2 separate regions of the Mus musculus genome follow, and region 2 is linked to region 1. The links are chromatin loops, found by intact Hi-C in ENCODE. Cell type or tissue: gastrocnemius. All regions are shown on one strand. Each heading gives the region's core, and the rest is flanking DNA. Links, peaks and the distances in the headings are about the cores only. Region 1 overlaps Etl4 (enhancer trap locus 4). Region 2 overlaps Etl4 (enhancer trap locus 4).

The links. A loop is a pair of places that touch in the nucleus more often than their neighbours do. Peaks named below come from ENCODE experiments on the same cell type or tissue, not always from the same donor. Only the 100,000 strongest peaks of a DNase experiment are listed, where the experiment ranks them.
Region 2: it touches region 1 in a loop (5-fold over the local background); 18 of 42 quality-filtered maps call a loop at or near these places.

Annotation. Positions count from the first base shown.
Region 1 is chr2:20,663,472-20,680,098 of GRCm38, forward strand. All of the region lies in intron 4 of Etl4 (enhancer trap locus 4), which reads left to right. Among named protein-coding and RNA genes, the nearest start is that of Arhgap21, 300 kb to the right of the region's middle. In gastrocnemius, for the core only: a CTCF peak has its summit at 13,112 (motif pointing right); DNase peaks (open chromatin) are centred at 9,721, 9,970 and 13,116.
Region 2 is chr2:20,771,002-20,787,628 of GRCm38, forward strand. Etl4 (enhancer trap locus 4) reads left to right here. Exons shown (of 22, transcript NM_001081006.1): 11 at 7,025-7,200; 12 at 9,941-10,071; 13 at 10,797-10,944; 14 at 14,043-14,499. Among named protein-coding and RNA genes, the nearest start is that of Arhgap21, 190 kb to the right of the region's middle. In gastrocnemius, for the core only: CTCF peaks have their summits at 7,133 and 8,973 (motif pointing left); DNase peaks (open chromatin) are centred at 7,135 and 8,953.

The sequences.
Region 1 (16,627 bases), core at 5,504-13,503:
TCAGCTATTTGTCCCCTGAATTAGAAGTTCACTTTTTATCGTCTGTTGCATTTCTCACCCCATGTTCAGAACATGCAGATTACAGAGTGTAGATCTCCTTGCCCTCTGTGCTAGTGTTTTGTGTACTGTGTTCCAACTTTTTAAGGATTTCACGTAATACTACTTGTGTTTGCAGCCAGGTGGAGTCAGGAGAAGAGGGGATAAGATGAGAGGTCAATGCAGAAAACAACTGAATTCTGCACATCACACCTAGCAAACTGTTGTTAGAAGTATAAGGAGAAGATAGGTGTGAATGGTGCCTTGATTTTGCTTCCTTGTTGCAGATAATATCCAGAGCAGACTGGGTTCAGATGCCATTCTGGCTATTCAGACAAACCCTAGCCCAAACAAAAAATGCTATATTATTTGTATGGTTTCAGACATTACATTAGCTATCTTAAAAGGCACAATGTTGCTTATGTTAACAATACTACTACTATTTTTAAATTTTTTAGCCATCTATGTTTATTGTTGTTTGGTATTGTCTTTAATTGTCTGTGTGTATATGTGTGTGAGGGATATACATGTGAGTGTGGGTGCCCACACGCCATGGCATGTAGGAGGAGGTCAGAAGATAACCTTTCTACCTTGTTTTAGAGGCAGAGTCTTGTTTGTGCTGGGCCGAGTATTGCTGAATTGAACATTCCAGGCAGGCTGACCCTAGTTCTCTGGGCAAGCTCTCATCTCACTGTAAGAGTGCTAGGATCAGGGTTGGAGAGATGGCTCAGTCGTTAAGAGCACTGGCTGCTCTTCCAGAGGTCCTGAGTTCAAATCCCAGCAACCACATGGTGGCGCACAACCATCTGTAATGGATCTGATGTCCTCTTCTGGTGAGTCTGAAGTCAGCTACAATGTTCTCATATTATTTATTAATAAGTCTTTATAAAATGTTTCTTTAAAAAATATTTAAAAAAAGAAAAGAAGAGAAAAGAAGAGGGAAGAGTGCTGGGATTGTAGACGCCTGCCACCCACCACATGGGGTTTTATGTGAGTTCTGAGAATTGAACCCGGGCCATCAGGCTTGCAACTTTTTTCAACTTGTGGAGTCATCTCTCTAGCCTTTCCTTCATTTGCTTTCTAACTGGACACGTATATAAGGTTCAGTGTGGAGTATGCTAATGTAAATGGCGTATGTATGTAAAAGATACTTTCTGATCAAGTAAGGACACCTACCATTTTATTATTTCATCTCCAATTAAATCTTAAACTAAGATCTAATAATTCCATGTACTTTGGGGGTACATTGTGATGTCACAAGTACACAGAGGGTCCTGATGCATTGGGGTGATTAACATTTCTATTGTCTTCTTATCAGCATTCCTGTTATTCATAAGACATAATCATTATTGTAAAATACAGACCATTTGTGGCTTTGCACTCCATGCTGGCGAGAGGCTCTATTGAAGTCTCTGCTGCTCCAATCTTACTGTATGTGCTTAGCAGCAGCAAGCACTCAGTATCATTTTTTAACACTGAATTTCAAGCTGGGTGTGATCATGCATACTGGAAATCCCAGTAGTTGTGAAGCTAAGTCGGAAAGATTTTTTGAGTGTGAGGTAAGAGTGACTTACAGAGTAAATTTGAAATCAGCTTGGACTGTGTTGGACCTGGCTGTCCTAGAACTAACTAACTAGCTCTATAGACCAGGCTGGATTTGGACTCACAAAGATCCACCTGCCTCTGCCTCCTGTGTGCTGGGATTAAAGGCATGTGCCATCACCACCGGAAGAAGAACATAGGGAATGCTCTCTCTCTCTCTCTCTGTGTGTGTGTGTGTGTGTGTGTGTGTGTGTGTGTGTGTGTGTGTGTTTCTCTAGCCTGGCAGTTAAGTCACAGAATCAGGACGTATGAACCCCAGATCTCACTCATTAGCTGCATCTTCCAGTGTTATCTCTGGGACCCCAGGGACTAGCATACAACTTGGGAGAACACTGCTCAGGACAGGGGGAAGACAGACAGAGCCTTCCTACTGTCACCAGCCTGCAGCTTCCATGTGGGTTAAAGAGCACTGTGCTCTTTTAGCCACAGTCATCCCTGAGGCAAGAGCCAGGCTGGCAGTGGAATTTCTCCTTTGTGCTTTGCAGGAAATGGGGTGGGTTGGGGATGTCAGGTCTCTGTGAAGATTCCCCCCCCCCCCCCCCCCCGCCTGTTTTGCCAAATAAAGTAAAGATAAGAAACTCCTGTGTGCCTCCCCTATCTATCCCTGGGAACGGAGCCTGTTGGATAATGGACCCTTTGTCTTCAAGGGAGGAATTTCCTTCGGCTGTCAGGGCAGCTGGCCTTGCAGGTGGATACCTGCCCTGCAGGGGAACCCCTCCTCCCGGAGAGAGAGAAGAGGCTAACAAAGTCTTGCTTAAGGGATTACTGAGTGAACATTTGTGGTTCCCTGTGCTTGTGAAAACTGCTCAGCCTCAGTCTAAAGCCAGTTTTTCTTCAGAGTGCCTATAAACCCATAGTCAAGAGGTTCAATCCGTTACCTAGTGAATTCAACTAGCATAGAATTTTCCAACTTCTGGAGAGAAACAAAAGGACTCAGGAAGAGGAGAGGACAGGAGATGAGAGACATAAGAAGTTGGTCAAAAGAGAGGCTGTGGCCTCAGAAAATGAGGGCTTTTGGGTCAGCAATGTTACTGCTGCCCTCGACTTCCTCCTTGTGGCCAATTTAGGAATTTCCTCTGGGATGCACCTAGTGCCCAGGGTACAATTGACTGGGGTTGCTGAGCCTATGGAATGGAGGGAAAATCTGAGTCACCAGGAGCCTGCACATGCACTCTCCTTTCCAAGGTCCTTACTCAGCCTTGCCTTGATTAAAGAAATCCCCTTGTGTCTGGTCTTATTTAACACAAGATGCACAGAAGCACAGTCCCGAGTCCCAGTACAGAGGACTACAAGTGTAGCTGTTATACCCACCCCTCCCACCCCCACCTCCACCCCAGCCTCAGAGTCATGGCCTTGTAAGTAAGCCCTTGTTGGTGCTGTTTGGAAGCGCTGTGTGTCTTTGAGTATCTCTGTGTTGTCATATTGGTCAGAATTGATGGGGGGGGGGGGCGTTTTCAAGACAGGGTTTCTCTGTGTAGCCCTGGCTGTCCTGGAGCTCACTCTGTAGACCAGGCTGGCCTCAAACTCAGAAATCCGCCTGCCTCTGCCTCCCGTGTGCTGGGATTAAAGGCATGCGTGCCGGCTAGAGTTGAAAATTTTAATGAATCCGCCTAACATATTATCAGTTAGATCAGCAGTTCTCAACCTGTGGGTAGCACCCACAGGAAAACACATGTTTCTGATGGTCCTAGGAATTCAGGTACCGCTCAGCAGCAACAATTACAGTTATGAAGTAGGAATGAAAATAATTTATGGCATGGGGTCACCACAACATGAGGAGCTGTATTAAAAAGTTGCAGCAGTAGGACAGTTGAGAGCTACTGATACAAATGCATCAGTTTGTCCATTACCTTGATCTTTATTTTTTATTTATTTATTTTTTTCCTGAGACAGGGTTTCTCTGTATATCCCTGGCTGTCCTGGAACTCATTTTGTAGACTAGGCTGGCCTCGAACTCAGAAATCTGCCTACCTCTGCCTCTCGAGTGCTGGGATTAAAGGCGTGCGCCACCACACCTGGCTATAATTTTTATCATCTGTTCATTTTAGGCCAGGAATAGTGGCCCACCTGATAGCCCTGCCCTGCCATGTCAATACCACTGACAGCACCTGGCTGCTGCTAGAGCGTACTGTTGGTTTTATGCATGCTCTTAGATCAGACAGGCAGTGAGGAGAAGTCACCATTGTACATAATAGAAAGTATTTTCTCTGCCCCAAAGATGTTCTGTAGTCTGCCCATTTAACCTTCATTCCTCACCAACTCCTGACCACAAGTGAGCTTTCCTTTCACTGTTGTTAGAGTTTGATTTTTCTAGGACATCCTACATTAAGAATGAGACAACTGGGGTTGGTGAGATGGCTCAGTGGGCAAGAGCACCCGACTGCTCTTCCGAAGGTCCGAAGTTCAAATCCCAGCAACCGCATGGTGGCTCACAACCACCTGTAATGAGATCTGACGCCCTCTTCTGGTGTATCTGAAGCTACAGTGTACTTACAAGTAATAAATAAATAAATAAATAAGTCTTTAAAAAAAAAAAAAAGAATGAGACAACTTAGCTGGGCAGTGATGGCGCACGCCTTTAATCTCAGCACTCGGGAGGAAGAGACAGGCGGATTTCTGAGTTCGAGGCCAACCTGGTCTACAGAATGAGTTTCAGGACAGCTGGGACTACACAGAGAAATCCTGTCTCAAAAAACAAAAAAATAAATAAAAAGAGACACTTTGGCCCTTTCAGATTAATAGTGGAGTAATACACATTTAACTTTCTTCCATGTCTTTTTGCTACTGGTAGTTAATTTCCCTTTAGCACTAAATAATATCCCATCATCTAGATCAGTCAGTTTATCCATATTCACCCTCTGTGATGGTTTGAATATGCTTGGCCCAGGGATTGGCTCTATTAGGAGGTGTGGCTTTACTGGAGTAGGTGTGTCACTGTGGGCATCGACTTTAAGACCTTCATCCTAGCTGCCTGAAATCGAGTCTTCTCCAAGCTGCCTTCAGAACAAGAGGTGGAACTCAGCTCCTCCTGCACCATGCCTGTCTGGATGCTGCCATGCTCCCACCTTGATGATAATGGATTGAACCTGTAAACCAGCCCCAATTAAACGTTGTATTTTGTAAGAGATGCCTTGGTTGTGATGTCTGTATACAGCAGTAAGATCCAAACTAAGACACCCTCTGATAAACATCTTTGTTGATTTCAAGTTTGGATAGTTATAAATAGAATAAAGCTGCTGATGAAAAAGTATAATGTAAAAGCAAAGTTCTAGGCCTTTAGGCCCAGGCTTGAGAATGTGACCTTTGTGACTCAATGTTCCAAGGTATGCTAATCATAAAACAGATTGCTACATTCCTTCACCCACCCGCTTCCTGGGTTCAAGGAGTGTTCATTCAAAGAAAGTCACCCTGACCCACCCTGACCTTTGCTGGAACCCTCTATGCAAATGTGCTATTGTTAGGGGCTCTTAGAAACTGCCTTGAGAAATAACCCGCACAATTACCAGGTATTCCTTGTGACTCTTGTGACTTTGCACTTCCTTGTGACTCTTAACTGGTATTTTTGGTATTTTCCAACAACACCCTCCCCACCTCCTTGAGTTGTGGTTTCTTTCTTTAATACCCCCTTACCGAGCTACTTGGGGTGCCATGGTCCTCTACCCCTGCGTGGTGTATGACGGTGGGTCCGAGAGTGCTCTTGAAATAAAAGTCCTCTTGCAGTTTGCGGCGAGACCATTTCTCGTGAGTGATTTGGGGTGTTGCCCCTCCTGAGTCAGAACGTGGGGGAGTCCTCACGTTGTGGGTCTTTCATTGAGAACATCTGTGTGTAGGCTTCTTTGAATAAATTCCAGATAGCAGGATTATAGATCATATGAGGAGGTTTTTTAATTCGGCTTCATTGTAGATCCCTTTAAGGGTAACTCTTATAGGGTTTATTTTTATGTCTGTATGTACACACACTTGCACCTGAATGCAGATGCCTGCAGAGGCCAGAAGAGTGTCAGATTCCTGGGGCTGAAGCTGTAGATCATTGTGAGTCACCCAGTATGGCTACTGAGAACCACGTCCAAGCCCTCTGCAAGAGCAGGTGTAAGACCCGAAGAGCCTTACATCCAGGATGTCCCACTCACAGAAACACAGAGATGGAGATCGATACAACAAGCTAGAGGTTTATTGATCCAGTGCGCTGGGACTGTCCTGCAACCAGGAATCTCCTAAGCACACACTTTTTATACAGTTTAAGGGTAGACTTAGGTAACAACTTGAGTTGGTTTAAGCCCATTGTTGGCCTATGCTGACCTTTTCATTCCCCCCTTTAGAAATGGTAATTAGCCTCTCCCTTCCGGAGGGGCAATTGTTTCAAGACCTTCCCAAAGTTCCTAAGCAGCATTGATGGCCCCAGGTGAGGTGAAGTCTTAGTCACCAGAAGAGGGAACTAAAACCTTTTTGGTTGTTACCTGCATCTGCCTCTGTAGGTCGGGGCTTCCTTGTAAAGCTTGTTTTGCTGCTTCATTCCGGAAAGGGAGTGTTCAGCACAACCTTTTAGCGGAAGATCCCCAGTGTGCAATTCTAGCAAGGTATTTCAGTGGTCATCTTATGTTCTCTAAGGTCACACACAGGATGCTCCCTTAACTGCTGTGCCATCTCTTCAGCTCCCAGCATGGGCTTTTGCATTAACTCTTGATTTTCAAAAACATGAGATCGAGGCAATGTTGTGGCTGCTAAGGTATTTGTAGAGGCCTTGAGCTCTGCACTAGAGGCTGCTGTGTACCTGTAGCTCCTTGATTTTACAGCACTGCCTCTTCAGATGTTACCCAGGGATGTGAGATGCCATTGCTGTCTGACCCTGGCCACAGAGCCTGGTCCTGGTTACCTTTTTGTAGCTGTGACAAAAAATCATGAACAAAAGCAATTCGTGTAAGGAAGAGTTTATTTTGGCTTGTGGTTCCAGAGGGAGAATCCATAACACCAGAGAGACATGACAGCAGCTGGCCAGAGCAGGAAACTGAGAGATCACATCTCAGTGGCGCACAAGGAGCAGTGTAAACCAGAAATGCAGTGAGACTATAAACTTTCAGATTCCACCCCCAGTGATGTGGACTGGAGGCTCCCTGTCACAGTCCTAAATGATCCATAACCTCCAGAAACAGCTGGAGACCACCTTTCAAATACAGGAGCCCCTGGGTGTTGGGAATGGGCAACACTTTTATGCACACTTCAACAGGCTGAGTGGGGAAACCTATTCTGCATTATACTTCTATATGGAGCATACTTTGTCTTTGTAGTTCTCAGGATGTGCTGTGTGGAGGCTTGGCACCCTGATGGTGGACTCTGAAGTGGACAGACCTCAAACTCCCTCCGCCTTTACACATTTGCCCAGAGATAAACCTGCTGTGTTTATAATTATTCTATGTGAATAATTCTATGTTGCTTCTGAGTATTTCGACAGTGAGAGAGATGTTGAGGGGCTAAGCATGATTTATTCTCCAAGGGACTCTTAGGACATGTATTTGGAGAGGAATTAAAAGCAGTAGGGCATACATAAATGCATGTATGTATGTATATTCGTTGTGTCTGTTCACATAGCCATAAATATAAGCGGTTCTCTGTATTCGCTAGTTCTGAATCCTTTGATATAACCAGCTACAGGCCAGAATTATTACAGGACTGTGGATAATGCTCAGTAGTACAATTCTTGTCCAGCATGTCCAAGACCCTGCCTGGCCCTAACATAAAAGTCTTTGAAAAAAAATAAGTTGAATCTGTGCCACATATGCACAGACTTTCTTTTCCTTGTCACTGTTCCTTAACATATAATAATTACTTAAGTAGATTTTCAGGTTGTGTTAGGTGTTTGGAGGTCAGGGGATTCCACCAGTTTCTACTCAAGGCATTCAAGCACCTCCATCACTAGACTGTGGTGTCTCATGAGATCTTGCCTCTAGTCCACTGTGGATGCTGAGAGACCACTCCTGGCATGAAAGGTATGAACTTATCATTTAAGAGAGCCAGTCCCGAGCTGGGCGTGGTGGCGCAAGCCTTTAATCCCAGCACTTGGGAGGCAGAGGCAGGCGGATTTCTGAGTTCGAGGCCAGCCTGGTCTACAAAGTGAGTTCCAGGACAGCCAGGGCTACACAGAGAAACCCTGTCTTGAAAAAAAAAAAAAAAGAGAGAGAGAGAGAGAGAGAGAGAGCCAGTCCCAGTCAGATGATAGCCAAACAAGGCTACCTCATGCCTAGGGCTGGCCAAACAGCAGCACCAAGAAAGAAATGTACTCAGCCAGGTTCCGATGCCCTCAGCTTTCCTTCAGACTTGCCTTCCGTCAGGTGCTCCAGCCATCTAAGTAAACACTCACTCGCTGAAGTTCTCAACAGAACTTTGTGACATTTCTCCTTCACCCTCTTTTCAGAGGTTAGAAAGGATTAAAAGAAAGCTAGTTCCCTCCCACAAATGTGAAAAACACTGTCCCGTAGAGTTTGGTTTTTTTAAATAATTTCCATGAAAAATCACCCCACTGATATTAGGTCTGCCGTTTAATGACGGAGTGGTGTCCATTTAATCATGGTGCCTGTCTGGAATGCAGCATCGAGAAAGTAGGGTTGGTGTCTGGCTGCTCCTTAGTTGGCCTTTGGGGAAGGAGTAGCCACAAGATGTCCCCACCCCTCCGTGTGCCCTCAGGAATTTGCAAATGAGGCTCTGTGAAAATAAGAACTGCATCAGCAGCTTCCTCTGGGTACCGCCAGATTTTGGAAGGTGGACCAGACTCCAGAAGAACTGCTTTAGAGAGCAGCCCTGAGTAAGCCCGGCAGAGGTCCTGCATATCTGTAAATATAGACTGAAAAACCAAAAACCATTTAAAACAGTAGAGAAGGGTTTAGTCCAGATGACGACCAAATTCATCAGGTGGGGGTGGATTGCTGAGTTTATGGCGGTTCTACTGCAAGGCATTGGCTTTGATGGTGATTGCTCCCTGTGGTGACTTAAAGAACAGAGGTCCAGGGAATCAGAGTCTGCATCTTGGTGCAAGACCGGGGAGGGGAGAGGGGGGAGAAATCAGCCATCTCCAAAGGTGGAAGCCACCAGTGTGGGGTGGTGACTGAAAGGACTCAGGCCCGTGCAAGTGCACGCGTGTGTGTTTGTGAGTGTGTGTGGTGTGTTCACTACTGTGTGTACCATACCACCTGGAGCCTTCAGGCTTCAGGGAATTCTCCTCTGCCTCCCATCTCCTTGTGATAGCAGAGGAATTATAGATACATACTACTTCTCGCAACCTTTACGTGGGTCTGGGGAATTTGAATTCAGACTCCTGTACTTGTTTGGCAAGTGATTTGCCCATTGAGCCATCACCTGGAGCCTAATATCTAAAGCATTTCGACATTTGTTTTCCCAAGTACTGTCAGTGATTGCAACGCAGTGCTGTATTGGGCTGGAGCGATGGCTCAGCGATTGGGAGCATATACTGTCTGCACTGCTCGGAATTCCCAGAATGGATGGGCACCTGTGTTCTTGTTTGCACACCTTCACACAGAAACATGTGAATCCACTTAATTAAAAACAATAAGCCAGGCAGTGGCAGGCAGACTTTCTGAGTTCAAGGCCAGCCTGGTCTACAGAGTGAGTTCCAGGACAGCCAGGGCTATACAGAGAAACCCTGTCTCGAAAAACAAGCAAACAAAAAAAGAGTGCTTTGTAGCAGATGAATAACTTTGGGTCTGTCTATCCTTGATCATCTTGGCCACTGTTAAAGCAAGTCCTGGAGTGTTTCCTAGAGAGTCAGGTTCAAGGCCCTGACCTGAGTAGTGCAGTGGGTAGCTAAGGTGAGGGTGTGAGTTGCACACTCTTATCTCCTCAATGTGTGCCTACTCTGTTGCTGAGGCAGGAAAATGGGTCGTCCCACCACACTGCATGTGCTAGGGTCTGAGTGCTGGGTGGCACATCAGCTGAACATGTTCTCAGGTTTTTTTAGTGTCCTCTGCCGCTGTCCCCATCCATCGCTAGGTTGGTGTGGTTGTGTGGTTCGGGTACTAGGTGTCCATTTTTATAGCACTGACGATCTGGTGTGGCCAGGTACTGGGACACTGCTGGCAGCTCCTACCAGGTTACACCTGCCCGGAATGGCAAGGAGCTCCTGCTTTGGCCGATTCTGCTGTAGCCCATTCTACAGTAAAAATCCAATTTACTATTTCTGTAAACCACTTGATAAGTTTGTATTGGCCTTAACTAGCAGCCGACTCCGTTGCTTGCACTTGCATGCTGACTGGTTTTTCTCTATTTACATATTGTGTTGCTGTTGTAGCTTCATTCCAAGTACTGTTAGGTGCAGACTGCCTCCATCTAGAGGCTGGTCAGTGAACTGCAAGTGGGTTGAGTAGCAGCCTCCTGCTTTCTCAAAGATAACAATTTCATGACATGACCTGATGCTAAATAAAATAAAAGGTGAAATAAAATAGTTAAAATAAAGTAAAACTCTACACACAGCCCAGGAGACATTAAATATATTGAATTGCACAACAAGAAAAAAAGAAAGAGAAGTTATACAGTCATGAAAAAATTTCCTCTATAAAACAAGCTGCTTTAGGTTAACAAAAATGGTAGCTCTTACACAGCCCTAATTGGGACGACTTTACCAAAACCTCCCTTAAGAGCTCAGGGATCCATGCAGAAGAGGAGGGAGGAAGATTGTAACAGACAGAGATGATGGCGACTTCAAGAAAACCACATCTTCCAAACATAGCAGAGCTGAGACACCTATGAACTCAGACTGTGGCAGGGCACACGAGAGTGTGTGAGTGAAACTCAGACAAAATCCCTGCACAGAGGAGGGGTATATGCAAAGTGCTAATCCAACCATGGATGTATTTGTACTTGATGCCTGCTGGAAGAGGGAAAACTGACTTTCTCTAACGCAGTGTCTCTGGGTGTATCAGCCACACTCCAGGTGTCTCTGGGTGTATCAGCCACACTCCAGGGTCGCTTATGCCCAGGAGCATTGAGTCAAGACAAATGACGTTTGGTTTTTCAGTGCACTTTTTGATTTGTTTGTTTGAATTTATTTATTTATTTATTTTGTTTTGTTTTGTTTTGGAAAGAGAGACAAAGAAAGGAGAGAGGGAAAGCGAGACAGGAACAGAGACTGTGACAGAAGGAGAGAGAATGTGAAGTTGGGTGAATAGATAGGTTGGGAGAGTTGGGGGAGGGTAAAGAATATGATCAAAATATATTCTATGAAAAGATTTAAATGAAAAAGAAAAATGTTGGCGTTTAGTTTTCTTACATTTGGTAAAATAAATGTCCTGGGGGAAAAATTGAGTCAATATTTTAAATAAAATGTGGATTTGGGGCTGGTAATGAGCCTCCAGTGTGACTATTTCAGAACTCCTATGCACAGGGACTCAAGCTCACCACTGGCTGTGCCTTGGGAACCAGTATGAGGTGAGTGAAACGTGGACAGATTCTACAAATAGATTTACTGCACCAAATCCAACTAGGGATGAATATGCTTACAAGAAGCAGTGTAGCCACGTGATGCGTCTGCACCTACGCAAGTCGACCAGGCATGGTGGCATAAGCCATTAACCCCAGCACTTGGGGATAGAGGAGGAAGGATCTATATAAATTCAAGTTCAGGCTGATCTACTCTTTGAGTTCCAGGCCAGGCATAGCTACACAGGGAGGTCTTATCTCAAAGAAAATACAATTAGATATTAAAAATCTTATGCTGGTAAAACTCGGGTTGATATTCTAGAGTTGATTTTTTTGGATTTCAGAGTAATTATTAAGTTCTATGCCTTTTATAGTTTGGCTGTGACATACCTCCCACATAAACGCCTAGGTGTGAGCGTGTGATCCTAGGCTAATTGGGAAGTTGGGGAGATCTTTGGGAGATAGGGCCTGATAGAAGAGGGTCCCTGAGTGCAGAGCGGAAACCTTTTAGGGCTGCCCCATCCCTTCACTCTACCTCCTCGGCATGACTAGACAGTTTTCTGCCTCTGCTGGCATGCTTTTCCCACCATGGTGGACTGAATCTTTCAGTGGTTGTAGATCATGATAAATCCTTTCACCTTTTGTCACTGTTTATCATAGCAACAGTAAAGAAACCAAGACCGCACACTTCCATAATGGCTCTGTAGGCAGGCAAGCCTAGGAAACACATTGACTTGGAAGGCAGTTTTGGTTGATGTGAGCGCTCCGTTAGAATGTTGGTGGGTCACAGATGAGGCACATGGTAGTCTCGAGCATTGAGCAGGCTCCCCGGGAAGATACAGGTCTCCCATGCTTTTGCAGCCAGCATGTCGGTAAGCCTGGTCACCATTTAATAACATTTACATAGAACATTTCAGGGTTGAAGATGCAGGCATGAGACTGAAATAAATGAAAGGAAACAGAAATTCAAAACTCCACAGAGGGGGAAAATTAGTCTTGAAATTAATGTGAAGTAGATCTTTCTCTGTATTACAGCTAGGAAGTCTCACTCTAACCCAGATCACTAGCCAAGGGTTTTTGGTTTTTGGCTTTTTTCTCTCAGATGTAAAAAAAAAAATATTTACTTAAAACAGAATTCAAAGTTTCAAAGACAACATGGAAGCCAGCAAGGCAAATAATAAATAAATAATGTTATTTATCCTTCTAGATCCAAAATAAATTTGACTTGACTTAATCAAAAAACAATACAATTCTAAAAGCCATTTAAATGAGTATTTCTACAAGAAGCAATTAAATGTAGTATGTGTAGCAGGAAATTAAGATGAGGATAATTGCTGTAACTTTAACCAGGATGAAAAAGCAGACAAAAGGAGAAAGGTGAGTTAAGTTATTTTAACTGAAGTGAGTTAAGTGGGTTTTGTTACTTCAGAAAAGGTCTATACCAGCTCATTAGGATGAAAATGTTTTAAATTATGATAAAAACAATAATATGTTAATGTTCTTAAGATCCCTTTACGCAGTAATTGTATTTCAATGATTTCTTTACAAGGCTATTTTGCTGATAGATCTTTATATTAAAAATTGAAAACCCAATGACATGATAGTATATCACTCTGGCCAAAGGGTGCAGCCAAGGAGCTGTAGGTTTCTGTGGATCTTATTAGATACAGAGAAGGAGTAATGCCTCACGTGATTGGTGCTGAGCTATCAGTATGGATTCTGTATGAGGGGAAGGCACTTCTGTTGGAGAAGAACACTTGGGAGACAGGCGCGTTGAACTTCTGGATCTCAAAAGAAGATGGAAGACAGAATCTCTTCTGTCGTGACAAAATCCCAGTGTTTTGTTTTGTTGAAACACGCTCTCATGTGTTTGACCTTGAACTCACTGGGTAATGAAAAATAACTTCAAACTCCATATTCTGAGATTACAGGTGTATGCCACCATACATTTTGACTGTATTTTGGGGGGAGGTTTGTTTTTTAAATGTGTATAGGTGTTTCTCCTGCCTGTATGTGCACCACATATTGCAGTACCACAAGAGGCCAGGAGAGGGCACTGGGTCTAGTGGGACAGGAGTTACACAGAGTTGTGAGCCACCATGTAGGTGCTAGGAATTAAAACTATATCCTCTGAAAAACCAGCCAGTGCTCTTAACCACTGAGCCATCTCCCCTGCCCCTTGACTATGTTCTAACAATACCAACGGCCAGCCTCAGATCTCTTTATCAGTGGCATTAGAAGTATCGAGTTTAAGATGTCTTAAAGCACGGTGGTGCAATCTTAGCGCTCTGCCTGAGGTCACCTGGCAGCCTGCTGGATGCCACTGCCAGCATCAAGCAGGATCCGTTTGAGTGACATAGAGAGGTTTGCACCCCAGCGTTATTTCTAGTATTGCACAGAATAGTCTTTAAGCTAGTGTGAAAATATGAATGGAAGCAGAGGCATGCAGGCCTCTGTGAGTTCAAGGCCAGCATGGACTGTAGGGAGAGTTCTAGGACAGCCAGGGCTGCATAGAGAAACCCTGTCTGTAAAAAAAGACAATAAAATACATTATATTGGCAGCTGCTCTGCAGCGATCTTGTTAGAATAAGAAGTAACATTGTTGGACTCCTTGCAGAGGGCTAGTCAGTTCTTCCGTTCCTTCCCCAGGGCAATTCACTAGAATTTGTTATCTTTGTGAATGCAAGATTAATTATAGCTACTTTTTTCCATTAAAGAGATAATTTAGTTAGTCCTTGCCAATTTCACACATATACCTGATTATATACATAATACAATCTGATTAGTCTACACTCCCACCACCATACTGGTGGCTCAGATCTTTAACCTCTGATTTTGTTTCCCCTTTCATTTAACTAGAGCCAGGCCTGTGTATATGCCCATTGGATCAGGACTATACATTGGGCCCTGGTGCCATTGATAATGCATGCATTTTTTTCCTTTAATGAAAAGTTCCTGGTCAAACTAATTTGTTTTCTAAAAGCTGGCTTCCCAATGGAACCTTTTATATTCTTCTAACTCCGTAAGAGTTTCCACATGTATTTTCATACCAGCTTAAAGACTGCTTATTCTGTGCAATACTAGAAATCCCTCTGGGGCACACGCCCATCTTATGTCATGGACCTGAGCAGGTGCTCCCTGGTGCTCTCATCCTGGCAGTGGTGTCTAGCAGGCTGCCAGGTGACATCAGGAAACAGCTTCTTGGCAGGTTCTCGTATTTCAGATGGTGTGCTAAGAACACAGGAAGGCACACATTCTGCATGACTGCAGGACCCGCGTGTACGTCCTCTGGTCTACTTTCCATTCAACTTTCTCCACTGAGCATCGTGATGTGGACCTGAGATGAAGCAGGCCTTAGTTCTGGAGCCAAGGCCCTGTTCAAAGATCTTAGAGGGTGAGATTTCCATCTAGCATAGCTGCTTTTGAACACAACAGCAGGTGGGCCCCATCACATGACCCTTTCACTTTCTTGAGGCTCTTAGGAGCTCTTATATGTGGAATTACTTAAATCCTATCCCCCCAGAACTTCAGAATGTGACTGTGTTTGGAGTCAAGATCTAGGTTAGAAAGAGGTCAGAAAGGTGGATCCTATTCCAACGTGGCTAGAATCTTCATAAGAAGAGCAAAATGATGAAACTCCCCTGTTTTCTAGCTGTCTCCAATCCATGGAAAACGGGGACCAGAGCTCAGGAGAAACCCGCTCTGACAACATATTGGTCTTGAGTTTTGAGATGTATTTCTGCAGTTCAAACCTCTCTTGCCTGCCTTCTCTCCTCAACAGCCCAGAGTTGCCATAAACAAAGTGTGTCTTTCCTCCAGACACTAAGGCTATGTTCATCAAGCGTCCCCTTGGTTTCTAACCCAGCTTCTTCTATGCCTGTGCACTGCGTCAGACTGGAAGTTTAATACAGCCCAGAGAAAAACTGAAACCTTAGTTACCTACAAACTCTCTTCTTATGGAAGCTCCCAGGCTCCATCCTCACGTTCAGCAAACAATCATTGGCATCTACAGGACTCAGCCGTGCCCCACCAGGGCAAGTTGCTGTTTTCGTCCTGTCAGGTTTTGAGTTCTCAATAGTTTGAAAACATCATTAAACATTATATTTCCTACAACATCTCCATTTTTCAGACTTTGCTGAGGTGTTAATTGGCTTTAAGACATCTCTAGCTAAATGTCTTCCAACAATATAAAGTAATAGTAAAAATACATTTTTTTCCTCTGTGTCCCTCCCAAGTTTTGCCCACCCACCCCCGCCCAAATTTGTGTCTTTTATATTAAAAGTCTGCCTGCTTTCTGGCACCGTGAAAGGTGCCATTGTGAGTTATTTAAAATATATATAAATGAAATCTGGTTCTTGTATTTAAAGAATTTGGCATAACTGAAGTCACATGTAAGGTCTGACTTTAAAATATACACACAGCAAAGACTTCACAGATGAAGATCTGCTTAGATTCAGCCATGTGGGCCTTCCTGCCGCTCCAGCCGGCAGCCCATGGCAACCTACCCCTGACAGGCTCAGCAGAGTCTTATAGTAGCAGGAGACCTGTCACTCGTCAGACCTCTCTCCGGTCATCAGACCCTACTTTTCCCGCTTTCCTAAACAACCCTGCTTTAAGTATCTTACTCAGAGAAGCCCACTCTGGCGTCAGGCTCACAGCCCTCACTCCCCAACTTCGGCAGGCATTTTGCCTTTCATCTTTCTGACCTGGCCTCCTGAGTTTCTTTTCCTTCCCTTTCTCCTTTTCCTTCCTTCCTTCCTTCCTTCCTTCCTTCCTTCCTTCCTTCCTTCCTTCCTTCCTTCCTCCCTCCCTCCCTTCTTTCCTTCCACCCTCCCTTCTTTCCTTCCTTCCTCCCTTATTAAAAAGAGTATTGCTGTATACCTCAGATAGCCTCAAACTCACAATCCTCCTGCTTCAGCCTCCGAAGTCATGCTGCTATGAGGCTGTGCCACTGTATCTGGTTCTCCTTGGTTTCTGAGTCAGAATCTGGTTGAAATTTGAGTATTTATTGTTTGGTCTAGGGTCCCAGAACAGCTCTAAGGCACTAGCGTGCCCTTGTTTAAAAAGCAAACAAGCAAGCAAAACCTGTTATTTCAATGTAACCCAATACGAGGGCCTGTTAGTCCCTATGGAGAATGTGAGTTGTTCTTCTCCTTGTGTAAGAAAATCTTGAGGACTCCTGTGGAAGAGTGCAGAGACCAGGCTCAGATCCTAATCTTCATCTGTAGGAACTCTGCACACATGACTAGCACAGCCCTTGTGAGGTAGATGGCTCTGTGCCCTGCTAAGAGTTTGGAAGACATCCTGATGGGCTGTCTCTCCATCTCTCTTTTCTGTGCCTATTTTTGATCTCTACTTGACCTCTGAACCATCTTTTCACGCCACCTTCAGCTTTCCCTCATAGATGGACTTAGAAGTGTGCACAGTATCTTCTGTACAAGTTCTTTGGACCCCAGCTGTCTGACTTTCTCATTTGATCACAATTGATCTCTGACTTCCATGAACATCACAAACCCACACATAACTACACACATACGTGCACACATGCGCGTGCACACACACACAC
Region 2 (16,627 bases), core at 5,685-13,684, 110 kb after region 1:
CCGTGCTTCTGTCCCTTTCTGAGTTGGGGGAGAGAAGTATATTTCTGGAAAAAAACAGCTACTATAAAGACCACAGTTAGGACTTCACCAAAGTCAAAAAAATGGATAGATTCTACTGTTCCAATTCAAACATTTTTCCTTGGACCTTTATCTCTTTATTGGGCTTTCTGATAAGTAAAAAACCAGGTTATTCTAAACTTAGTTTTACATTTTTAAGATCTTTGAGGGTTTGCTATTGTTGTCCTAGTGAGGGAGGATCAACACTGAAGAAGGGACAGTAATATAATGAGCCCTTGTGTAATTCAACAGTTGTCTTAATCTGTTGTGCTAGAGTCTTTTATTTCATGATGTCCAAATGTATAGCCAGAGGACTATATGCCAGAGGAAAGCACAACAAAATCTGGCCTCTGTAGGACAGAGCTATTTTCTTCAACAAAGCCGAAATGGTAAATAAAACAGACACAGAAGTTGACAGTTAAGTTACTGAACAATCCACCAAGCTACAGTCAGATCTTAGACAAAGGACTACCTAAGATGGTGAGGCAGCACCCAGACATTTGTCCATGACCAGGCATTGTTTGTTTTGTTCCCCGAAGCCTTGGGGAGGTCTTACATGGGTGGTTAGGAGTCATTCTGGGGTCTGGTTTTCATTCCCAAACTGCCTAGTTTGTGGTCTAACCACTGCTCAGTGTTACTGAAGCAGCATCTGGCCCATTTTGCTCTCAAGCCATGTTGCCAAGACTGGTTTCACCTAGTAAGTCAGGGGTGAGCATGGGAGATGTGGGCTATTTTGAGGTAGTTAGATTTAGATTTAAACAGTTTGTACATTATTCATAAAGTTGACATGGATAACTCACTTTGCCCAATTAAAGACTAAGTGGCCAAGAACATTCTAAGTACACTTATAAAAACGTCAAGGGCATTTCTAATAAATTGTGTTTGCAGCTAAGAGGGAGTGGTTGCAGTTGCAGTCAACCTTCCTGTTGTTGACAGCTAGAGAACTGGAAGCTATCATGAACACGACTTGCAAACAATGCACAACAGACAACATGAGCCTGGGTTGCTCAGAAAAAAATGAAGACACAGGAGGTGAATCCCACCATTGAGTTTGCATCTTCCCAGAGGTACTTTCCAGATGTAATGCAGAAACTCAAGCAGTCCTGGGATCATCTTCCTCAGCAAAGGAGATAAAAGCAAGTTCAGAGAGCTGAAGCATCTAGCATTTATGGAATGGAGTGCATAGAGAAGATGTCTCCATATAGAAAGAACTAAGTTAATCTGGGAGCCAGATATTGAGTAATAAGCCAAATGCGTGTGACGTGAACAACTCTCTGAGTTAGGCAAAGACCATGTGGGTAAACCAGCAAGCCAAAATCTCCTAGAGACCACCCAGACCTGGAGAAGTTCAAGTTTTGGCTAGCAAGAGTGACGAAGCCATATTGGATACCTCAGGATTAAGTACAGTCTAGAACAGTCTCCAGTGTTGGGCTAAACTAGCCCAAGTGTAAATTACCCTAGATTCTCCCTGCAAAACCTTAAAAATAATTCTCTCAATAACAAAATGAACCTCACATAACTGGCCTGTCAGGGAATATCTAAAATCTGTAAGAAGAAGAATAAAATCTAATAGTCTGTGCCTAACGTGCAATCAAAAACTGCTAGACATGAATAATGGTAAAAAGTACAATCTATGAAAACTCAGCCAATGGAAGCCTACTGGAAGTGATGGAGATAATTACATTAGTTGAAAAGACTTCAAAAAGCACTCAGATTATTCTCAAATGTTTCAAAAAAAAAAAAGCATGAGCCAATGCTACAAGAGATTACGGGTCGAAAAATATGTAAGTGGAGCTTTTGATAGTTAAAACACACACACAGTAGGGCTGGAGTGATGGTTCAAGAACACTGTTTCAGTGGTTAAGAGCACTGGATGCTCTTCCAGAGGACCCAGGTTCAATTCCCAGCAACCACATGGCAGGTCACACCTGTCTGTAACATCAATTCCAAGAGATCAAACACCTTCACACAGACATAAATGCAGGTAAAACACAAAACACATAAAGTAAAAAATAAGTAAATTGTCTTGTTTTTAAACACACACACACACACACACACACACAGTATTTGATAAACTTAAAAGACGAGCCACTGGCCAAGGAACGCTATAGGAAACAGCAACAGAAACCATCCAAAAGTTAAGAAGGAATTATATTGAAATTCAGTGACCCATGAAACAGTATTACAGCGTCAGTGGGGAGAAGGAAACTATTACAAAGGAGAGTGGGTACAATTCTTCCAACCTTGATGAAGGTTATAAATCCACAAACTAAAGAGCCCAGTAAACACCTAGACTGGTAAACACAAAGGGAAACTCTGCAGAGGATACTGGAAGACTAGGGTTAATAGAGAAGACAGGCAGAGGGAAGAGCCACTTCATCCAGGGAAACACACATCAGAATTAATACTGACTTTAAACCAGCCATAAGATGAGACAGAAATCAGTTCAATATCATCTTCAAAGGCTCAATGGGGGTGGGAGTGAGGACTCTGTAAGAAAAGAGAATAAAAAAATTAAAAGAAAGAAAAAAAGATACTTAGTGCCAACTCTTTTATGAAGTCTGTGTTACTATATCTTGGTTAGCTTTTTTGTGATGAATACCATGACCGAAGCAATTGAGAGAGGAAAGTGTTTATTTGACTTACATTTCCCAGTCACAGTCCATCATGAAGGAAAGTCAAATCAAGAAGTGAAGCAGAAGCCATGGAGGAGCGCTGTTTCCCAGCTTGCTCTCCGTGGCTTGCTCAGCCTGCTTTCCTATACAAACCAAGGACCGTCGGCCCAGTGGTGACAACTGCCCACATGGACTGGGCCCCCCCACAATACTCAAGAAAATGCCCCACAGGCCAATCGGATGGATGCGACTCCTCAACTGACACTCCCTCTTCCTAGAAGTCTCCAGCTTGAAGTAACCAGCAGCTACACTAGGGACAAAACCAAAGGGTGGAACGTCTCAGACCAGCAGCCCTTCCAAAAATAGACGTATCAAGCCATAAACAAAATAATAGCAGTGAAGTTCAGTAATGTACTAAAAGATAATTATCTTTTAAGTATAGGAGTGTATTAGCATAGAAATCTAAGCAGCTGTGTTCGGCCTCATCAACAGAATCAAAGGCATATCCTCTCAGTAAACACAAGAGACCTGTGCTAGAACGCTCCATAGGTGATGGAGACTCAGCTGTCTCCAGGATGGAGGAACCTTCCTCAGCCCCAAGGAAGTGCTATTGGTAGTGAAACCCCACACCTAACCCCAGTAAAAGCAAGAACTCAGTGGAAAGAAATCAACTTTCACTTCTATTTTGAACTGCACTGTCTTATCAAATGCATCAAGGATTTGAACTAGCAAAGCAAAACTGCACATCTTCCTTGCAAACAATACGATTGCATGGGAAACCGAAAGAGATCTACAAAAGCACTAATTAAAAATAAGCGACTTTAGCAAGATCACCAGAATTGAGTCAAAACAAACTGTTCAGTATCTCAATACAAGGGAATGTCACTCAGCCATAAAATGAACTGCAGAAATAACATGGCTGGAGTCTCAAGAGCTCTGGGCTGGGCTGGGGGTGTGGCTCACAGGCATAGCAGTTGCCCAGTACATGCAAAGCCCTGAGTCCCAAGTCTGCACTGGGCCTGGGAGGACTGAATGAAAGAAGCCAGACGTCACAGAGAATGACTGTGTCATTCCATTTGCATGATATCCTAGGACAGGAGGAACCATTCTATGATGACAGAAGTACAGATGCTCTCCTTGGGCTAAAGGTTGCTAACTTAAAAGATCATGAAGGAAATTTCTGGAGTGACAAGAAAGTGTTGTCTCTCTTTTTCAATGCCATGTAGTGGTGGGCACATTTGTGGACTCGTGGAACTGTGTCAAAATGTAAGGATGTATCTCTTACTGCTTGTGTACTCTCTTTCAACAACTGAAACTTGGACCTTACCAATCCTCTCAGGTTCTGACAGCAGTTTAGGAGAGAGCTGTGGACCCACATCTCACCCCCTGCTTTTCTTTTTCCCTTTGCTGGGATGAATGGGGCAGTCTTATGGCCAAGACATAATAGCAGTAACAGGACAGGATAAATGGAGTAGGGAAATGGACTAAAAACTAACTAGCTCAGCATTTCTTCCTTTGGGAATCCCTCCTCACAGGGCCATGAGAATTTCCTTCTCTGTTCCCCTCAGCTGACTCCCACAATGCCTCCTGTCTGGAAAGGAGACAAAGCCTAGCCCTCAGGAATAGCTGCTGCTCCTCTACTCTGCTAACACAGTAACTCTAATATTATGTACAATTGTCTTCTTCCAAGACATCCATAGCTGCATTAGAAATGTTACATTAGATGTATCCACTATGTGCCAGAAAGTGTGCTCGTAGCCTGGAACAAGACTCTTGTCTAGATAGAAGAACAACTTGGGAGTCATAGTAAAATGACCTCTCTCTAAGCTGGATTGAGCCTACACTACCAAATAAGCCCAAACAAGTCACACGGCCTCTCAGGGGCGATTTCTACTTGCTACCTCTCAAATTCCAATTTGAAGGCCCTCCCAGCAATACTTGATATTTTGGATAGACATGCTGCTCCAGGATTGTCTGAGCTTGTTTCATTGTGGAGTGTAAGCAGGAGGGTGTAGCAGAGAAGAGAGTGTGTACTAACTAGCTCATGGCACAGTGATATCAACTCTCCTTTCATGAACCCTTTAGACCATGATGCTGTCCTTGCTAGTAAAACACATTCACCCAGGAAGTTTAAAAAAACATTCTGATGCTCAGATTGTCCCCAAAAGCAGCTAAATCAGTCGAGTCTCTCACAGGCTCCTTAGCCTCATCCACAACCTTTACAACTACTTAATCACGTATTGCTCTGTGTCTTGCATATCTAGCTCCAGTCACTGTGCCTCCATAACACAGCAGAGTCTGTGGCATTTGCTCCACGGCCCTGAATTCAAGCCCAACTTTTCATAGAAGGCAGTGCTGTTTATGTATCGTTGACCTCCGTATACAGTGTCACCCATAGACCTGCCACAGCCTCTGCAGCACAGCTAGGCTGAGCTCAAGGCTCATCCAAGCTGGTGGCTCACACTTCCTAATTCAACCACTTAGAGTCTGGATTTTCCACTGCTTTCTGTTAACAGTATGGCTGCTTGGGTTCATTTATTCAAAAGATGTTTTTGGATCCTCTTTCAAGAGCAGAAATTAGCAAGCGGGAGGGAAGGCCATTTCAGGAGGTGGAAGTAGCAGGCTCAAGGTCACTGTGACGGAAAGGGGCTCGGTGAGTCAGAAAGACCAAAGGATGTTGATGTGACCATGGGAAATGTGGGAAGATATCTGAAAAGAAAGTAGACAGGAAAGCATAGACAGCAGAGGAGGTGCATGTCTGCTCTGTACTGACTGATCCTAGAAGCACAATGAAGGGACCTTAGCAAAGCTGGGAGAACATGACTCTGAGTCACAGAGGTCATCAAGAACAGTACACACACTTCCTTATCAACACTCACGGAAACCAATAACCATAACCCGTAGCTATAATCTCTTTGGCCAGTTAATCACCATGCACTGACACTGGAGCCCAGTGGTGCCTTTGCACGTGACCCAGCTCACTCTTTTTTTTTTTGTTTGTTTGTTTTGTTTTTTGTTTTTTGGGGTTTTTTTTTTTTTTTTTTTTTTTGTTTTTTTTTTTTTTTTTTTTTTTGAGACAGGGTTTCTCTGTATAGCCCTGGTTGTCCTGGAACTCACTTTGTAGACCAGGCTGGCCTCGAACTCAGAAATCAGCCTGCCTCTGCCTCCCGAGTGCTGTGATTAAAGGCATGCGCCACCACGCCCGGCCCCAGCTCACTCTTATCTCATAATGAAGATCACAATGGGGCTTTGAAAGAGTGGCACCATGGTCAAAGTGTTCTTCCTCTCAGTGTGAAGAGATAATGGGGCAGATGACAACAGCATCCCCAGTCCTCTGAGGTGATACCTTGTAGTGGAAAAGGATCAAGAAACCAGTGCAAACAATTGAATGTTGCTCTGGTGTTTTGTTTTTGTTTTTTTTTTTTTTTTTGAGGGGGGGTGTCTTAGGGACAGTGGAATGAATAAAATACAATTGCTGCTGAAGCTGATCAAGGGTGTTCACTTTGTGGACATATGAAAACCTAGCAACTATTGGCAAGCATCTTCTGAAGGGTAGCTCAAACTTGCATGCTCTTTGTTCCATGTGATGAAGGACCAGTGAATCCCGGAAACCGTATGGAAATTATGGACTTAGATATAAATGCAGCCTTTGTCAAATCCAGTGAAATTAGTCAATTCCCAAGAGCCTTTGTCTCATCTGGACTCATTATTGCCCCATCAATGTGTAGTGCCACATGGTAAGGAGCTGTGATTCTACACTGTTGAGACATGAAGCCAAACAAATCAGAGAGCTCAGATTCGCTTTTTGAAGACATTCTGAAAAATTCCTGTCAACCCAATGGTTGTTGAGGATCTACAAGAACCTCAGAGTAGCTCTGCCAAGGAGAGCAGATTCTACATCAGGAGAGAAACGCGAAACGGAGAGCAAGAAAGCCTATCCAAGTGTCTGGGGGGAGACAAGGACTGAAGGCCTGGTTGATCACTGGGCTTTCAATGCTAGTACTCTTGACTCCTCTCTATAAAATCGTCTGTGAGAGTTTGTGGTGTGTTTGTGTGTGTGTGTGTGTGTGTGTGTGTGTGTGTGTAACAGCAGCCAAAGACTAGAAAAAACTCTACCTTTTTTATAGGCACAGAAGTTCAGCTGTCAGTTGCCTGATAAAACTTAGCCGTTCTCTGAGGAAGCAATCCTGTATACAGTCCTGTATACAGTCCTTGCTCTCTTCTCTTTCTTACTGAAATAAAGATTCAGCTGTGGGTTTTCTCTGTGCCCACTTCTGAAGACTGCAGGGCATTCAGGCTTCATGATAGCAGACAGATGAAGCCAATGGAGGCTGATTTCTTTTGTTCAACAGCTGCAGAACCAGGAGATTCTGAGGGCGATGATGAAGAAGGCTGAGCTGGAAATCAGTAACAAAGTGAAGGAGACCATGAAGAGACTAGAGGATCCGGTACAGCGTCAGCGCACCCTGGTGGAGCAAGAGAGACAGAAGTACCTCCACGAAGAAGAGCGGATTGTCAAAAAGTTATGGTGAGTCACCCTGAAGAGAAAAACTGTCTTTGTTCACAGGGTGACCTTCTTAGCTGGTATTTCTCTCCCTCTCTTTAATGAGCACCTATTGTGTAAGCTAGAGATCTGCTGAGCCTGGTATCTTTGTCCCAACTGTCCCTCCTTTAAGGTCTGGGAAACTCAGCAGGCCCCATGACAGTATATCTCTGGGCCAGGAAAATGTGGGGCATCCTTAGAAAACCACAGGGTTGGGGATTGGCAGGAGAATTGGGTCCATGGTCCTAATCACATCTCACAGTTGAACGGTATCATTCTCCTTGGCTTGGTGTCTTCTATGGGTCATACTCCTGCTTTGGAGACCTGCTTGGTACCTGTCTAGGCTGTGCTTGCAAAGACTGTAAGATCATGGGAGCCCACAATAGACCCTGAAAACCAACTCTAGAAAGTTGTCTTCTGCCTTCTGCATGCACAGTCACACAACACTAATTTAAAAGTTATGGAATACATATATATCTCCTTAATATTATCATATCTGTTTCTTATACCTTAAACAGACATAGACTAGGGTAACTGGGTGGATCCGTATGACAGGAGAGCGAGCTTAGGTAAGATATTCTAGAACCTGGCTCAGGGCTACTGAGAAGTAACGCCTGCTCTTTGCTGGCCCTTCTCTGTCCCTTTCCCTTCCTTCTAAATTCCAGAAAAGAAATACTCTGGTAGAACTGTTAGGCTTGGGTCCTCTGAACATGAGGACAGAGGAGTGAAAGTGGGGATTAAAGAACAGAAAAAAAAAATGAGTCAATATCTTTCATGGTTTTCTACTTGGAAATAACAGCTTCTAATAAGAGTCAGACTAAGTTCAGTTTAACAAACAATGGGCTTCTTTTCAACAAAGGCAGAATAAAAAGCAGCTTAAGGCCATGCTGAAATCTGGAGGCCCCATGAATGTCTGACGTCTTCTTGAGCAAAGCCTACCTATTTCAAAAGCCCATTGATGACTTTCAAAAGGCCGTCTGCACTCATTTTCAGCAGCACTGTCTCTTTTTCAATCTCTGAATTAATAAAAGTGGCCTTCAGAGCTCGAAATAGGAATCACAAGCACATGAATTGGCAGAATAATGGTGTCAGAGGTTCCCTGCTGCCCGTCAAAGGGGAGCAGAGTTTGGGGAACTTTGGGTTGCAGGGATATGATGCGCAGGAGGCAGACTGGGTAAGAGAAACTAAAATAGGAGTTTATCTGGATGGAGTGGCTTTGGGTCATGGAACATCTCCTTGGAGGAGTATTTGCATATTGACCAGTTTGTGGGTGGTTGAAGGAACTGGGGGCCCTGGAGTCTTAGCTTGGAAGGGCTTCATCAAAGCCTGAAAGAATGCAGGAGACTGCTTGGTCTACCAGGGAACCTCCCTCACCAATGGACCATTTAGAGGTCTGACAAGGATTGGCCCAGCTCCACCCCAAGGAGCAGCAGCTGCATGTGCCCTGTAGGTATGCTCACCTAACACCAGGTGTGTTTAACAGATGCAGACCCTAACGGGGCATCCTTTCATCAGAGATTTCTGTATCAGAATGGCTGGCATCACCAAATACTTCATCCCCCTGCTCAGAAGAGGTCAGATGTGTCACGTGTGACTTCATCCTTGTTGAATGTATGTCCTGCCCTGCTGGACTCCCTCCTGTGGCTGCATTAGCTCCTTTCTACTCACTCACCTAGAGGAAAGGGCCCATGTCTTGTGAGGCCATCCTCTCCTCCACTAAGGCGCCAGGAAGTACAGCCGCCATTCACTTACTGCCACCTAGTGGTCTTGCATTTCTTAGCACCCTCGTCCTTTAAGAGCTTTCTCTTGAATTTGCAGGCAACTTGAAAGGATACAAACACATCTGGGCAAATTGTTTTTGTTGTTTCAAGTGGAAGAATATAACTTGGCTGTGTTGGAGTTGATATCTGTTCTCTCTCTCCATCCCAACCCCTCCATCCGTCCCTCCCTCCCTCCAGAAATCAGATCTCTAAGTTCTTAGTTGTGAGAGAAGAGAGACAGTCATTAATGATGGGACAGTCAGGTACACTAGAGAGAGGCTATCCATTAGGGGATTTTGAGGGCAGTTTTGCTCTCTCTTTCCCAGGGATATTTGACCATGTCAAGGGACATTCACATGTGTCACAAATTATTGGAATTTGTGATTGCTTGCTACTGCTACTCAGCAGGAAGGGGCCAAGGATGCACATCCTTCATTGTGTAAGACAGCCCTGCACTAAAAATGAAGCTATATGGTTCAAAATGTCAGGTACTAAAATTGAGAAACCTGGTTGTCTAAAGTGAGCTAACACACTTCACTGTAGTACTGGTTCATACCCCCCTCTTAGGCTACCCCCAGCCCCCATCTTCTGCCTCCATCCTAATCTATCAGGACTCTCTCCCCTCTGTCTTTCTCTCCCTCCATTCCTGGTCACCAAGTGTGCACATTGTTCTCTTGGCTGGCATGAATACAACTGAAAGTTAAGAATGTATCAAGTGCCCACTCCACCCCCACCCGGGACCAATCTGAACCACAAATGACAGACACGGGAGAGCTCTCCCGTTGCTACCTTACATAGCCATGCAATATTGCAAAGCAAACTACTATCGACTGTGCTCCCACCTCCTCCTTGGAAGCTTAAGATAGGGCTGGGACACAGCAGAAAATGGGAGAGCCCCTGCTCCTGCACGTGTCCTTTCTGAGACCCTCCATGCTCAGTTCCATCTGCTCTCTGCCTCCCCACAGTGAGCTGGAGGACTTTGTTGAGGACTTGAAGAAGGACTCTTCCTCCACTGGCAGAGTGGTGACCCTGAAAGATGTGGAAGATGGGGCTTTCCTCCTGCGACAAGTGGGAGAAGCTGTGGCCACTCTCAAAGGTGAGCCTTCCACTGGAAGTGTGTTGCTTGGAATGTTTATGAAGCTTTCAGCTGGGCGGTGGTGGCGCACACCTTTAATCCCACCAATTGGGAGGCAGAGGCAGGCGGATTTCTGAGTTTAAGGCCAGCCTAGTCTACAGAGTGAGTTCCAGGACAGCCAGGGCTACACAGAGAAAAACCTGTCTCGAAAAACCAAAAAAAAAAAAAAAAAAAAAAAAAAAAATCAAAAACCAAAAAAACCGAAGAAGCTTTCAAATCTGGACCTACCATCCCATCCTACTTGGGAGGCTGAGGCAGGAGGATCCCTTAAAGTCAGTTGAGACCAGATTAGGGAAACAGTAATACTTTGTTTCAAATAGACATGTAAATAAATAAACAATCCTTCAAACAGTAAAAGATTCATTCAAGACTTCTTAGAGGACCTTTATAAAGGATGCTGAAGATGGAAACTAAACCATACAACTAAAACTTTCCCTTTTACTGAACTTACAGACATACCAAACTCGTTGAAAACAAACCCTAACTTTTTAGCCTTATCCATAATACACAGGGAATGGACCCAGAGGGGCTGTGACCTTATCCAAGGTCACTCAGTTTGACCATAAGATTTCACCCCGTTGCTTCCCGACTTGGTATTTCTCTGTGCTACCCTAGGTCACAGGAGTGGGGTGGGCATTGTCACTCTGCCTTCCTATTCTAAAAATCACTGCTGGTTTGGCCTGTAGGAGAATTTCCAACTTTGCAAAATAAGATGCGTGCTGTCCTGCGCATAGAAGTTGAGGCAGTAAGGTTCCTGAAGGAAGAGCCACACAAGCTGGACAGTCTCCTGAAGCGTGTGAGGAGCATGACAGATGTCTTGACGATGTTGCGGAGGTAATGTCACTGCCATGGTCCTGATGGGGTGGTTTGCCAGGAGGGGTCGCTCAAAGGCTGGTGTACATACAGGTCACGGGCTTTAAGAACCTACTCTTAGTATCATCATGACTTATCACTCTTTATTTATGGCATCCTGAGGAGAACCCTCAACTGTTTCAGCCCCCAAATGTTCGTTGCAATATGGCTTGAGGGTATAATTCCTCAGCATAGACTTTTGCATTGGCTCCATCCTAGGCTTTTAAATTACTAGTCATATGTTGGGCTTTTTTTTTTTTTTTTACTAGTTGGAATACTCTGACTTATAGGTGTAAGTAATATTTTAGTTTGAATTGAGTTTTTTGTCACTTCTTTTTCTAATCTTGCGATTAGATCACATCACAGATTAAGAACACTACAGATTTTATTTACATATTTCTATTACAATTAATCATGTGTTATAAATGTACACATGAATTAAAATAACAAAGATTTACACACAGTATTTTCATCTCATACATATGTTGGGCTTTAATGATAGTATATGCACCTGGATTTGATCCCCACTATTTTGAAGACTTAACAATAAATTTAAAAATAAAATTAAATACATAAATAAGTCTTTTATTTGTTTTGTAATAGTTTATGGATGAAGAACAAACTAAAGCACTGTTAGCCTCCTTCACCTTGAGGGCAAGGAGACTTAAAATCGAGACTCTAAGCCAAGTGTTTATCTACTGGAAGGGTATCTGAGAGCATACTGGTCCCACCCAGGAAAGAAGCTGAGCACCCCTAAGTGGACCCGCTCATCAAAGATCATTCCTGTGAAGAGAGATCTGGAGAAAACACTGTCTGATCTGTAGCTTTCAATGAATAATGAATCTCATACCCAGCATAAACATGCTTACAAAGGCTGTGGTGTAGCTCAGTAGTAGAACACTTGCCTAAGATGTGCTCAGCCATGAACACCAACACACACACACACATGGGGGGGGGGGGGTGGAAGAGAGGAGAAGGGGAGGGGGAGAGAAGTGGGGAGGCGGGGAGGGGGAGAGAGAGAGAGAGATTTCCTTCCAGGCAGAAGTAATATATCAGGTATGTCAGAAACTTTTGTAAAAATTTTGTTTCCTGGCTGTAATTGCCCTGGCACAGTGGTTCTCAACCTTTGGAAGTCAAACAACCCTTTCCCAGTAGTCATATTATCAGGTGTCCTGCATATCAGTTATTTACATAACAATTCATTACAGTAGCAAAACAATTTTATGTTTGGGGACTCACCATAATGTGAGGAGCTGTATTAAAGGGCCACAGCATTAGGAAGGTTGAGAACCACTGCTCTATCAAGTGTAGAAGAGAATTCATTGGCATGCAGCTAACTTTAAGGTAGATAAAGTGGATTACTAATCATAGGAAGTGTAGTTGACTTTTCTAGCAATAACCAACCCCAACTAATAACTCCACGAAGCAGGTATATAGTCAACTGCAGAAAACCCAGATGCCAAAGGAATTCTAAGTCCACATAGACCATCCAGGTTCCCAAAAGGTCATTCATTTTCACGTATCAAGTGACTTTTTTACTCCACAACAATAGAAATGGGTTAAAGTACTTCTTTGTTAAGCTGTTGCCCAAATGTTATAGACCTTGAACTCTAAAATAAGCCAGCCTCATTAAAGGAAAACAGTGGCCTGAGGGAGCAGCATCTCTTCTGGAAAACAGTTACAGGGTGTTCTTATACCCAACACTGCCATTGTCAGGATTTGTCTTAGAACCAGGGAAATCAGAGCTTGAAGAAGACGGGATCGCATGATTAAGCTCTTCAAAGACTCAGAGATTGAAGCGCCCAAGAGGGGCTATCTTGCTTGTTTGTTTGTTTGTTTGTTTGTTTGTTTGTTTGTTTTTCTAGAAAGAGTTTCTCTGTGCAGCCCTGGCTGTCCTGGAACTCACTCTATAGACCAGGTCAGTCTTGAACTCAGAGATTGGCCTGCTTCTTCCTTCCTAGTGCTGGGATTAAGGTTGTCCACCACAAGGCCCAGCTATAAGAAGGTGCCATCTTTACTGCCACCAATACATTATATCAAAGTACCTGAGACTCAAAAATGGCAATGTCTCTTGAATTCCAGAACATGTTACAACTGATACAAACACAGGGCTGTGTCTACTTCCAAAGATCTACTGTATTTTCTACTGAAGCCAGTGTGGGAATGGGCACATTGCTTTGAATGTCTCCCAAAGAGTCAGGCAAGGTAGTGCATACTTATAATCCCAGCCCCCCAGGAGGGATCACAAGTTCAGGGTCAGCATGAGCTATACAGACTGTCTCAAAACCCAATAAATCAGTTGTAGAACATTTGTTCGAGGTCCTGGGTACCACCCCAAGCACTGCAAAAAAAGAAAAATGAGACCACCAAAACAAAGGAGGATGGGGGTCTAAACATACCTCAATTTAGAGTCATGGTTGGCCTTGAATTTGAAGGACTTGATTGAGTCCACTTAAAGGGAAAGATAGCCACAAGGTGATAATACACACTGATAAGTCTCATAGTCTAAGAAGAGTTAGAAAGCTTGTAGAAGCTTCTGAGTGAGAACTGAGTGCATTTGGGGGCCTCACAGGCTAGGTCACATGGAGGAGTAATTATTACTAGACGTGTGTTCACTTCTACTTACCAACACCAGTAAGGGGCTAGTCTTGTCTGGACACAATACCATTACCATAAAAGAGACTATCTCTTGGGGCCGATAGCATGGCTCAGTGGACAAGAGCACTTGCCACAAAACATGAGGACCCGAGTTCAGATCCCTAGAATCCATGTAGTACCAGGTACAAATAGCATGAGTCCATCTATGACAAGATGGGAGATAGTGTCTGACTCCACACACACATGAACAAAGACAGACAGACTCTCTCTCTCTCTCTCTCTCTCTCTCTCTCTCATCTTTCAAAGGAAGAACTATATAGCTTTGGAAGATTGTCAAGGTAACCCTCACCCCTGAACTGCTCCTGAGTTTTTTAATGTTTTCATCTGATCTGGTACTGAAGCATGGCATTCAGATATATCACAGAGAAGGCACGGAGGGAGAGTCAGCACTGTTTAACACTGCTGTGCATGGTTTTTTCTAGGCATGTCACTGATGGGCTCCTGAAAGGCACCGATGCATCCCAGGCTGCACAGTATGTTGCCATGGAGAAGGCCACAGCTGCAGAGGTCCTGAAGCATCAGGAAGAGACAGCCCATGCCCCTGGGCAACCCCTCCACTGTAGCACTGGAAGCCCTGGCGATGTGAAGTCAGAAGTGGTGCCCCTATCCACCATGACAGTTCACCATGTACAGAGCTCGCCTGTGGTCATGCAACCTTCCCAGCACTCCTCAGCCTTGATGAACCCAGCCCAGAACTTGCCTGGAGGAACCAGACCTCACACAGCCAGCCCTCCAGCAATCACACAGGAAGTAACCTCTGCCCAGTCAGCTCCAGGCCCCCAGTCCCCTCAGACCCCAGTGAATGGTTCCTCCATGCAGAGCTTGTTCATTGAGGAAATTCACAGTGTGAGTGCCAAGAACAGGGCAGTGTCCATTGAGGTAGAGTCCTATTTCCATTTCTTACAATCCTATAAGTATAGCCCTTTCCTGCAAGGAATTTATATTCTGATTGTTGTGTATTTAAATACCAATGAATGTATATGCAGTGTGTGTGTGTGTGTGTGTGTGTGTGTGACTGTGTATTCACATGAATACACTATGAATCAAATATATAGTTTGACTAAAGATAGCTTTTTATTGATATTTGGGGTTTTGTTGTTTGTTTTTAGATTTTTGTAGAAAAAAAGAATACAGTTTAGGGTGAGAGAAAGGCCATCAGGTGTGAGAAGATGAGCTCTAACCTGGAGTGCTGGTAATGTTGAACAGCCAGCTCTCATGGAGAAAGACCTAACAGGAAGAATATGCCAGCACCCATGAGTGCAGATCTGGGAACTGGTATGCTCATAGGAGGTGGCTGAGTGTGGGCTTACAGAGAAATGGAGCAGTGAGTTTTCTGAGCCAGTGTAACCTCAGCCACCATGCTAAAGGCAAACTTGGAGAGAGTTTGCCTCTGTCCTGAAAGTCACTAGAACCTGTGTAAACAAGGAAAGTGCTGTCTTAGTGTGCTTTCTGCTGCTGTGATGACTAAAAGCAACTTGGGGAGAAGAGGGTTTATTTAGCTTCCAGGTTCTGGGTCACGGTCTACTGAGGGAACTCAAGGAACGAGCTCAAAGCAAAATCCTGGAGGCATGAGCTGATGCAGAAAGCATGGAGGAGCACTGCTACTGGCTTGGATGAGCACCCCTTCCTGGTTTGCTCTACCTACTTTTTTTATACACCCCAGAACCATCTTCCCAGGAATGGCACAGCCCCCAGTGGTCTGAGCCTTCCCACATCAATGATTAATTAAGAAAATGTCCTACAGATTTGCCTACAGGCAATCTTTTGAAGAAATTTTCTCAATAGAGGGTCCTCTTCCCAGAGAACTCTAGCTTCTGACAAGTTGGGAAGAGAAAAAAAAAAAAAAACTAACCAGGACAGGTGTTGAGGAGGATGTTCTAGAGAACAATGCTGGAGAAGGAAGGCCGAAGACAAAAAATAATGACTGATGTTCCCTGGGGAACATTTTAGAGATACATAGAAGATCTGACCATTGCCCTTTCAAAATGGTATCTTTAGGAAATAATCCAGAGATGTTACATAGAGTCAATTAGGATGGTGTGTCTGGAATGGAGGGAGCTGACTGGGAAGTTATTGTAGCAGTCTAAGAATGAAACTGGAGCAGTGGGCATCGTATGGAATTGCAGCAGTAGGAAGGCTTAAGCAGGAACTTTAGGAGTTGGAGGCCAGCCTGGTTTACACAGTCAGATGCTGAGGTGCGAGTTGGACAACAAAGCCTTTGCCCAGCATATGCTGGTTTCTGGGTTCCCCATCACTGAAAAAAACAAATCACATGACATTTTAAAAAATCATACTCTTTTAAATATATTTTGTTTCCCTCCCTAGCTCTCTCGTTCCCCTAATTTCAGAGCCTTTCCTCCACTCTGTCACCAACAACCTGGTCATACCTGACTTTCCCTGTCTTATACGTGCTTCCCTGTCTCACACATCACCAGGATAACATGGGGTGTGTATGGATGCCATATTAAAACTGCCATGGCCACACTCATGTAGCCTCTAGACGTGGAGTAGTCTTCAATCCACATGTAGTATCTGCATACTGATAGATGTCACCTGTTTCAACATTGCTTATTGAGGAAGGAATGGAAGGCAGTTGGTGGACCATGACTCTGTCCCCAGCACTGGACCGGGGTGAGGTGTAGGAAGGTTGCATTCTCTTACTTAAAGGATGTCAATGTGACATTTTTGTTTCATAAACATCTACTAATGAGCCTGATGGGCATAATTATCAATAAGATGTACATATTTCAAGTTGTGAAAGGATACGTAGGAATTCTCTCTGAAGATGCCTAGGGCCCTCCTTATCCCTGGGCCACTGCCAAATCGGGTATGTTTTATTCATTCACTGATCCCTACTATCCATCATAGGTTCTGGGTCGCCAGTGAGCCAGGCTAACCTGTTTATGGCTCACCAAGTACATGCCAGGTGGTCAGTGCTAGGGAGGAAAACACAGGAGTCTGGCAGTGGAGGAGGGGAAGTGTCTGTCTGTATACTGTAAGCCCTGAG